2 separate regions of the Homo sapiens genome follow, and region 2 is linked to region 1. A link is an interaction called in ENCODE POLR2A ChIA-PET data of the cell type or tissue named here. Cell type or tissue: OCI-LY7. All regions are shown on one strand. Each heading gives the region's core, and the rest is flanking DNA. Links, peaks and the distances in the headings are about the cores only.

What was found. Peaks named below come from ENCODE experiments on the same cell type or tissue, not always from the same donor. Only the 100,000 strongest peaks of a DNase experiment are listed, where the experiment ranks them.
Region 2: POLR2A ChIA-PET joins it to region 1 with 5 read pairs; 3 of 35 experiments call an interaction of 5 or more read pairs at or near these places.

What each region holds. Positions count from the first base shown.
Region 1 is chr9:104,918,727-104,924,111 of GRCh38, forward strand. All of the region lies in intron 1 of ABCA1 (ATP binding cassette subfamily A member 1), which reads right to left. LOC124902239 (a long non-coding RNA gene) reads left to right here. Exons shown (of 3, transcript XR_007061706.1): 1 at 1-11; 2 at 1,060-1,110; 3 at 3,386-3,816. Among named protein-coding and RNA genes, the nearest start is that of ABCA1, 6.7 kb to the right of the region's middle. RefSeq lists a silencer at 5,302-5,351. In OCI-LY7, for the core only: no CTCF peak of the experiment used is centred there; DNase peaks (open chromatin) are centred at 2,795 and 3,485; H3K4me3 peaks cover 4,484 bases; H3K27ac peaks cover 5,000 bases.
Region 2 is chr9:105,030,394-105,035,778 of GRCh38, forward strand. No RefSeq gene overlaps it. Among named protein-coding and RNA genes, the nearest start is that of CT70, 41 kb to the left of the region's middle. In OCI-LY7, for the core only: no CTCF peak of the experiment used is centred there; no DNase peak of the experiment used is centred there.

The DNA.
Region 1 (5,385 bases), core at 249-5,248:
AGGGTCTGCAGGTCAGTGTAAGCTCATCAGTCTGGGCCTTCACTTTCTCCCTGCCTTTCCAAGGAAAGCTGCTGCTTGCATCAGTGTTGCCTTTATGTCAAAGTGTATCACCTAAATACCAGATCCAACAGATTTCAAGCCACCACCCTCCAAAGACTTGCTTCTTCAAGAAAACAAGCGTGGTTTGACTCTTGTGAAAAACAATTACTCCCAACCTGGCATCCTACAAGAATTTTGCAAAGCAAGGGTGAACAGGGATATGACAACCAAACATCTTCCTAGCAGCTCCTTCCCCCTCCCTGCTCCTGGCCAGAAACCTCTTCTTCCTTTTACTCCTTCTTCTTTCCACTTCTAATTTGTTATGATCTCTCAAACAACAAATTTGGTACAGTGCTTTAGAAAGCTTTGTGTCTTACCGACCTACCCCCAGTGAGGGTCTTCTGAGATACTTCAAACTATCCTCATGAGGTATAGTCCAATTCTCCTCCTAGGATGGGTACTAGCATGCTATTCTTGAAGGATGAATGAGCCTGAAGAGTTGGTTATGGTTTCCTTTCATCACCTATTGGCTTAACAGGAGTCCATTATAAGAAGTAAAACTTAGGCCGGGCACTGTGGCTCACATCTGTAATCCCAGCACTCTGGGAAGCCAAGGTGGGCAGATCACAAGGTCAGGAGTTAAAGACCAGCCTAGCCACCATAGTAAAACCCCGTCTCTATTAAAAAAATACAAAAATTAGCCGGACATGGTGGCATACGCCTGTAGTCCCAGCTACTCAGGAGGTTGAGGCAGGAGAACTGCTTGAATCTGGGAGGCGGAAGTTGCAGTGAGCCGAGATTGCGCCACTGCACTCCAGCCTGGGCAACATAACGAGACTCCATCTCAAAAAAAAAAGCAAAACCTACACCCAAAATGATGTCCGAGATGGAGAGTCCAATTTTATTTTAGAGAGATTTTCCAAATGGTGAGTCAGAAGCAAGAACAGTATCTCACTAAATCATGTTTACTCAACTGAAACTTATTGAATTAAACCAACTCCTCCTTCCTTTGCATTTCAGATGAGAACCCCTTCTGGTTCTATGATTCAAATCTTCATTCACTCAAAGCAGGTAAATAGGAAATTTCAACAGCTTCCTCTCCTCCCTCTCATTCCTTTCTTCTGTCATCGATCTGATCAGGAATGCTCTGAGGCATTCCCTGGTTATTTTTTCTTTACCTCTCAAAATCCACATGGTATGTTACACTAATGCCCAGCATGTTCCTCAGATCTCTAGATGGCTCTAATTAAAGGACCACCCCTTCTTCTGAATACAGACCTGGGGTTAGAGGACATAAGAGCTTGAAGGGCTCTTTAAAAGTCAAGTAGTATCATTTTACAGACCAACAACCTAAAAAACAGAAAAGTAAAATGACTTGTCCAAGGTCACATGGCTTAATGGATTTGTGGGCATTCATGAACACCCTGTAATTACACATAAAATTTGGATTATATGAGCCCATGTGTATTTTTTCTGAAGAGAAAATCCGTATCTTTCTTCAAAGAAGTCAACAATCTCTTCCCCAAAATATAGTAACCACTGACAATTATATGCATATTTGAAAAAAAGTTTAACTAAAATTTAATGTTCCAAGTCTGAATAGTAATATGAATTGGTGATCTAGAATAAGAGTGGAACCTAATTTAATAACTGTCATTGTTATCATCTTTTTTTCTTTTCATGTCTGGGATATCAATGCAAGTAACATGGGATAAAGACAATTTGATGTGGAAGTAAACTATAAAGCAAGATTTTTGTTTTGTTTTGTTTTGTTTTTTTGAGATGGAGTCTCGCTCTGTGCAGTGGCACCATCTCGGCTCACTGCAATCTCTGCCTCCTGGGTTCAAGCGATTCTTCTGCCTAAGCCTCCTGAGTAGCTGGGATTACAGGCTTGCACCACCACGCCCAGCTAATTTTTGTATTTTTAGTAGAGACGGGGTTTCACCATGCTGGTCAGGCTGGTCTCGAACTCCTGACCTCATGATCCGCCCACCTTGGCCTCCCAAAGTGCTGGAATTATAGGCAGAAGCCATCGCGCCCGGCCTAAAGCAAGCTTTTAAAATCACTGAAAACACTCGTATGAATAAATTTCACTATAGGCCAAGCATTATATTATACGGTTCACATTATACACAAACACAAATACCTATTTTACAGATGATGAAACTGAGGCAAAGAGTGATCAGCAACTTGCCTAATGTCAGATATCCATTAGTAATAACCAGAATTCCAATCTACATTAATTTGACTCTGATATCCATGTTCTTTTTCACCAATATTTGCATCTATACTCCAAGATGTCCTAATACTAATATTCTATTTACTTATTTAGAAGAACTAAATCAACTCTCTAAGGTAGCTTCAAGGAAGTCTTTCATAAATGGTTCAACTACTAAAAAGTTCTTCCTGGGAAATATCATAAACTAAATACCAGCTATCACAAAATATCTGGACTTTAAGACTAACCAGATAAAATGTTTTGACTTCCAAATGCTTCTTGGAAGTTGGATTTGGCAGAGAAAACACCGGGGAATTTTAAACAAACACCCCCCAAGAAAAGACTTTATAGAAGAATAGATCCAATGCATATGAAGTTACTGTTTTTTAAAAAAGTGTTTAAATCTCTAAATTACTTAGTGAGTCATGTCACTCTTATTAACAAAAATAAATTAATATACAACTCAAAGTACTTGAATATGGAATGCCACAGACTAGAGCATTTTCTTAAATCACAGCTGCCTCAGAAACGGAAATGAAACTGAGCGAAACTGAAATGTTTGTTCTACAAAAAGTAACCTGGCCTAAATAACTTAAGTATGCACTAAAATTTCTCAGTCTAACATAAACCTAGCCTTAACTACAGTTGTTTCTCATATAACTCTATTTCTAATGCTTTTCTGTGATTACCCTGTTATCTTAAGTAGTCTTTTAGAAGACAGGAAGCAAACATGAGCTTCCCATTCTCCTTGTTGGACTTATTCAAGTCAGCATTTATTAAATTTTTTCCATATTAAGTGGGATGAATTAAGGCCAGGGGAGAATGAATCAAAGACCTTCCTCTAGAGAAGCATACACTCAAGAGGAAGACAAATAAATGTTAACTGTAATTAAAAAACAGAATTAAATACATGATACAAAGAGTGCTGTAATCCAAGTCTAATGGAAGTAAAGAGAAGGGGATCTTACTTTCAACTTAGTGATGGGAAGGAGTGGATCCAGAAGAGCTTCATGAGGAGGGAAGCATTTAAATCGGGTCTTAAAGGAGGTTTGCAAAAGCTAAAGGGTTTTGTACCAACTTTGTTTTCAACATGGGAAAGACAGGATTTCAAACTTTATTTTGTTTTAGGAACCAAATCCAGTGCTCCTCCATTGTTGGAATAAATGCTCTTTGCCTGAATGCTATTTGTGGTCTTCGTAGAATGGAGAGTAACTGAAGGCCCCACCGGAAATCAATTTTATGTAAGCTTTTCATTCTCTGGCCTCAAGTATTTCTAAAATGTACCTTTCTATGCAGGCTACTTATTCAGGCAACTATTTTCAGGTGAAGATACTCAAATGAAAATAGAGAATCCCTTTTGGCCTTTTGCTAATATTTCATTTGTCAAAACTTTGATAGTCTGACAAAGTCTTTACCATGAGATTGGTAAACTCACGGAAGCCAAACTGTCTGGGATGCGACTTCAGCTCCACTACTTACGAACTCCATAATAATGTACCTAGCCTGCCTATACCTCAGTTTCCCATCTATAAAGACAATAAAAGCACCTATTTCACTCATGAGAATGAACTGAGTTATTACACGGAAAACTTAAAAACATATCCAACATACCATAAATCAACAGTAAATGTAACTATTTTTACCAAGAGGTGTCTTCAAAGAGTTTATTTCTAATTCATTACACCAATTAATAAGAAAGGCACTTTCTCATCCTATTTCACTTTTACAAGGCAGACATTTTTTTTCAAGACGGAGTCTCACTCTGTCGCCCAGGTTGGAGTAAAGTGGCACGATCTCGACTCAGTGCAACCTCCGCCTCCCAGGTTCAAGCAATTCTTCTACTTCAGCCTCCCAATCCCAGTAGCTGGGATTACAAGCACCCACCACCACGCCCAGCTAATTTTTGTATTGTTAGTAGAGACGGGGTTTCACCATATTTGCCAGGCTGGTCTTGAACTCCTGACCTCAAGTGATCCTCCTGCTTTGGCCTCCCAAAGTGCTGGGAATACAACAATGAGCCAGTGCACCCAGCCAACAAGGCAGACTTTGAAACTGTGTTTATCTTCCAAAAATACGTATATCTTAAGAAAAAACTAAATTTGATTTCTAAACAGTAACAGCAGTAACAGAGAAATAGCTTATTTCAAAAGGTCCACAACTTCATCAAGGACAGGACAAGCAAGAATCATATTGTATTATAACAAATTTTTACAATTCACCAAAGTTAGGTTTTACAACTAAACTAACAGTTCACTTCTCTTTTTCCTTTGTTTCTTAGGCCCTTACAGCCTAATACTCTATCATTCCATTTTCTATAGATCACATAGGAAAACATTTTGAGATCACACAGCTATTCGCAAACATCTGACTGAAGCAATAGTATAGTTTTCATTATGAACCAAGTAAAAAATTGAGTTGAGTAAATTTTATTCTATTCTTTCCAGGATGTTGCAATCCCTACGCAACCAAGGTTTCAAGTTAAAGAGAATTTGGCTGACCCACTCACAGCAACAAGGAAAATATGATACAGGCTGTAGATTCTGATAAGGATTATAGCAGATGAATGTAGAGAATGTGGTGATCATCCTTGAAAAGCTCCCTGGTTGCAGCAGCTGAAATGTTAGTGCTGGAGTTAAAGAACTCTGGCTGGGTTCAAGTCTTAGCTCTGCCTCTTGCAAGGTATATAGCCAGAGAAAAATTAGCTTCTCATTTACTTAATCTTGTAAACTAGGGACAATAAATGGTTTTGTTGTGAAAATTCAATTAGCATTTGATGACCTGCACAGTGGCTTATGCCTGTAATCCCAGCACTTTGGGAGGCTGATGTGGGAGGATCACTTGAGCCCAGGAGTTCAAGACCAGTCTGAGCAAGATAGTGAGACCTTGTCTTTACAAAAAATTGTAAAAATTTAGCCAGGAGCAGTGGTGCGTGCCTGTGGCCCCAGCTCCTTAAGAGGCTGATGTATGAGGATCACGTGAGCGCAGGAGGCTGAGGTTGCAGTGAGCCTTGTCTGTGCAGCTGCACTCCACCCTGTGCAACAGAGCAAGACCCTATCTCAAAATAAATACAATGAATAAACACGTGAAAAACATTTCAAACAGTACTTGCCACACAGTGCTATATAAGT
Region 2 (5,385 bases), core at 154-5,153, 110 kb after region 1:
GCCATGTCTTAATCATCCTTGTCTCTCCTGTTACGGCACATTTTCTAGCAGTGATATTAATACATAGTAATGCTAAGTAAATGTTTACTGAATGAATGGTGCAGAATGAAGGGTGGGAATTGTTGAGGATGGCAGTAGACTTTTTTAGCTTGGATACTTGGATGATTGATTGGACTGAGAGTGAAACATGTAAGGACGATAACTTTGGGGTGGAGGGAAAGGACTTGCATATGGGTTGGGACATGTTGACTTTTTTTTTTTGAGACTGAGTCTTGCTGTATCACCCAGGCTGGAGTGCAATGGCGTGATCTTGGCTCACTGCAACCTCCACCTCCTAGGTTCAAGCGATTCTCATGCCTCGGCCTCCCAACTAGCTAGGATTACAGGTGCCCGCCACCTGCATTTTTTATTTTTAATAGAGATGGGGTTTCACCATGTTGGCTAGGCTGGTCTCGAACTCTTAACCTCAAATGATCTGCCTGCCTCAGCCTCCCAAAGTGCTGGGATTACAGGTGTGAGCCATCACGCCCAGCTGGATATGTTGAATTTGAGGTACCAGTGGTACAACCCAGTAGCGGTTGATATCCAGGGCCGGAGCTCTAGAGAAAATGATGGGCTAGAAAAATAGGTTTGGGAATGGTAGAAGAGGGAAATGCTCAGTGAAATGGGGCAGAGAAATCAGGTCTTCCATGCATAGATAGAAATTTGAGCCTCTCTTCATAGATGTTCCAAGCCCTCCTCTTTTTTTAATGCTTACTTGTGCTATTCCCTCTCCCCTCATCTGAGTACCAGCTTAACTCTTCTTGGAGGCCAGCAGACTCCAATTCCCCATGTGAATCTCAGAGCAAGCACCCAATTGATTCTACAAAGCCTCTATAACTTCCTCTTCTGGCTCATGATCCAGTCATTATTAAGTCTAGATACTATGGAAGACTTACATCCATCCCTTTCACCATTCCTGTTCATTCTTTTTTTTTTTGAGATGGAGTCTCGCTCTGTCACCCAGGCTGGAGTACAGTCTTGGCTCACTGCAACCTCTGCCTCCCAAGTTTAAGTGATTCTCCTGCCCCAGCCTCCTGAGTAGCTGGGACTACAGACCTGCACTACCACACCTGGCTAACTTTTTTGTTTTTGTTTGTTTTTTGTTTTTGAGATGGAGTCTCACTATATCACCCAGGCTGGAGTGCAGTGGCACGATCTCGGCTCACTGCAACCTCCACCTCCCAGGTTCAAGCAATTCTCCTGCCTCAGCCTCCTGAGTAGCTGGGACTACAGGCACACACCACCACGCCCAGCTAATTTTTGTGTTTTTAGTAGAGACAGGGTTTCACGATGTTGGCCAGGATGGTCTTGATCTCCTGACTTCGTGATCTGCCCACCTCGGCCTCCCAACGTGCTGGGATTATGGGCATCAGCCACCACGCCTGGCCATTTTTTTGTATTTTTTAGTAGAGATGGGGGTTTCACCATGTTGGTCAGGCTTGTCTTGAACTCCTAACCTCAAATGATCTTCCTGCCTCGGCCTCCCAAAGTGCTAGGATTACAGTCATGAGCCACCGCACCTGGTCTCCTGTTCGTTCTTAACACTCCCACAGTTTTCCAACTGATTAAGGATCTCACAAGAAATGATATAAGAAAGAGAAATGGCCGGGCTTGGTGGCTTAAGCCACTGTGAGTGTTGGGAGGCTGAAGCGGTCAGATCACATGAGACCAGGAGTTCAAGATTAGCCTGGCCAACACGCTGAAACCCTGTCTCTACTAAAAATACAAAAATTAGCCCACCGTGGTGATGCATGTCTGTAATCCCAGCTACTCAGGAGGCTGAGGCACAAGAATCACTTGAACCCAGGAGGCGGAGGTTGCTGTGAGCTGAGATCATGCCACTGCACTCCAGCCTGGGCCACAGGGCTAGACTCTGTCTGAAAAAAAAAGCAAAAAAAAAAAAAAAAAAAACAACAAAACAGAAAGAGAACTGGAAAGTTCTGTTTTGCAACAGTAAAAATTATAACCAGTCCAGAAACACAAAATATATGTTCTAAATTTCTTATACAGAGGTAGGGAAACTGATGTTTAATCACAACATTAGATCAATGATGACCTACTACTTTGCTCTTCCAGATAAATTTAAAAAATTAGCCTCTAACTTCAAGTATTCTCAGAGATCAAAACTTTGATATAAAAAGATGATTTAACCTTGTCAATTATAGGTTACCATGTGAATCTCTAGCTTGTAAAAACAGCAGGACCTTACATTTATCAGAGGCCATTTTATTTCAGCAAAAATCAAATTGCTTTAATGAATTTATTTCACTGCACCCCAAACCATTTCTTGATGGCAAAAATAAGGCTTAGGTAGTAATCTTTAATTTTGTTGAGCCAACCTAGACACAGTTGTCAAAGAGTGGTCTAAGGCTGCATAAGACAGCACAGAATTAATATCTCAAAACTTAAATCAGAAGTTGAACATGTGCTTCAGTCCTTTGCCTCTTAGACCAGGCTGCCTTTCAGTTTTCCAGTGTTTCCTAAGCTCTAACAAGAGTTTTTTAACTAGGAGAAGGAAAAAAGACGTTTTAAGAATCTTAAGGAAATATATGGCATCTAAACCATCTATGATGAGGAAACGAAGGCCTCTCTAGGCCTTGCCCAATGTCATAGATATTGAGAAACAGAGCTAGGTATTATAAGTCCAGAACTTTTCATTCATTTTTCAAAATTTGTGGCTCTTACTATTTTTATAAAAAATAATGCTTAACAGTTATTGAGTATGTATTAAACTGCCACTGTTATAAGCATTTATTTGCATTAATTTATTTAATCCTATGATTATGTTCATTTTACTGACAAAAATACTGAGTATTAGAGAGAGTACATTTGCTTAAAGCTATGTAGAAAGTTAAGCAAAGGAGCCAAATTTTGAATCCATGTCTGCATGATTAAATCTAAATTCTTTGCAACTATGCAATGCTGCCACAATGCCACAGAATTTAAGAATTTTAATGAATTTCATTGATCATTCTTCTCAGGCTCCTCCACACCTCTGATACATAATGATCTACCTTTTGTTTGAATACCTAGTGATAAAAAGTTTACTATCTAAGAAGGCAGCTCTTTAATTTCAGGGCAGCCAAAACTTGCTTCCCTGAGCCTTCTACCCAATGGAGCAAGTTCTGGATAATAATGGAGCAGTGTCCCCAAAGGACTTCAGGAAAAACAGGAAAAAAAGAAATGGCAACTCCAAGTAAAGCCAGTTCAATTTATGTGGTCAATAGGCAAATTAGAAAGATACAACCTTTCTAGTTTTATATCTCTCTGATCTCATAGAGATATTAATCTAGCAACAATTCAAAGAAGATACTCCCATGTGTAAGGATAACTCTGAAGTCCTCAGGACCAGGAAGTAAATAGATGGCTCCCGTGCCATGAACAATTTGTAAACCCTGAATGAATACCTGTGGACATGTGGAAACTTTCTCAGTTGCAAGTCTCTGTAACAGCTTTAAGGCCACTTCCTGAGAAGAATCTGTCACTAAGTCTTCAAAAGCTCCAAAATTCACCAATTGGGAGTGGGTATTTTTTGAAAGACATTTGGCTTATATTTAAAAATTAACTGAAACCTGCTGATGGGAGTAGGAAGACTCTGAAGGCTCATAATTACGAGATCCAAACTAAAAAAAAAAAATCTACATTTTATCCTCCTCTTTTGTCTGGGGCTTCCTTTAGAGCCATTAATATGCCCATGATGGGGCTTAGAACAATGCTCAGATTGTGTGTAAATGTGTAATAGCACACAACAGACCTGATAACACTGGAATTGGGAATTAATTTTACTCTTTTTCCAGTTGGGTTTTGAGGACCTTTGAAGGGTTTTGTCGATAACAGAATAATTCCCAGTATGTAAAAGCTAAGTGGGTTGCTTAATAGTTACACAGTTTCTTTTGGGGAATAATGGGAAAGTTTTGGAAATACTGGCGATGGTTGCACAACATCGTGAAGTAATTAATGCCACAAAATTATACACTGAAAAATAGTTAAAATGATAAATTGTATATTATATATATCATTATATATATATATAGCCACAGCTAAAAAAGTAATGTATCAAAAACTATTGAACTGTACACCATAAATGGGTAAATTAAATGGTATATGAATTATATAGCTCAATAAAGCTGCTTAAAAAAAAAACCCTAAATGAAACCTTAGAAATTATTCAGTCATTAAACTTCATGTTATAGTTGAGGAAATAGAGGCCCAGAGTAGGGAAGGAACTCCATGGAGGCTGCAGATATTTTTCATGTTAAAAAATACTTCATTTTGGGCCAGGCGCGGTGGCTCCTGCCTGTAATCCCAGGACTTTGGGAGGCTGAGGAGGGCAGATCACCTGAAGTCGGGAGTTCGAGACCAGCCTGATCAACATGGAGAAACCCTGTTTCTACTAAAAATACAAAATTAGCCAGGTGTGGTGGCACATGCCTGTAATCCCAGCTACTCAGGAGGCTGAGGCAGGAGAATCGCTTGAACCCAGGAGGCCAAGGTTGAGGTGAGCCGAGATCATGCCATTGTACTCCAGCCTGGGCAACAAGAGTGAAACTCTGTCTCAAAACAAATGAACAAACAAAAAACAAAAAAGAAAACACTTAATTTTAATATTATGTATATATACTTTGCCACAATAAGGAAAAGTATTTTATTTATATTTTGCCATACTTATATGCATCTTAATAAATCTTTTTTTTTTTTTTTTTTTTTTTTGAGACAGAGTCTTGCTTTGTCACCCTGGCTGGAGTGCAATGCCATGATCTTGGCTCACTGCAACCTCTGCCTCCCAGGTTTAAATGATTCTTGTGCCTCAGCCTCTCAAGTAGCTGGGATTACAGGCATGTGCCACCACATCCAGCTAACTTTTGTATTTAGTAGAGATGTGGTTTTGCCATGTTAGTTGGGCTGGTCTCAAACCCCTGGCCCCAAACAATCAACCCACCTCGGCCTCCCAAGATACTGGGATTATAGGCGTGAGCCACTGCTCCCAGCCTTAATAAATCTTAATAAATAAAATTGTAAAATATGATTAACTTATTAAGATTTTCTTGATGTGCAGAAAGATATCTTAAATAAAACATAGCTGACTAGCTTCTCTTTAATAATGTGCTGTGAGACAATTTGAACTCCAAGACCAAGAAGAGAAATCACAGTTCCCTAGGAAGAGAGGAAAACATGCTGACTTACACTCTCTTTTTGGGGCCTTCACAAAAGAACTCTTAGGTCTTTTGTCTTCAGTCCTTTGCCAGATGAGTGTTACAAGATGCCAAATGTTATTGACCAAAAGGCCAATCACACCCCATGAACAACTTACACATCAATTTTCAGCCAGAAACTAAAGAGTTT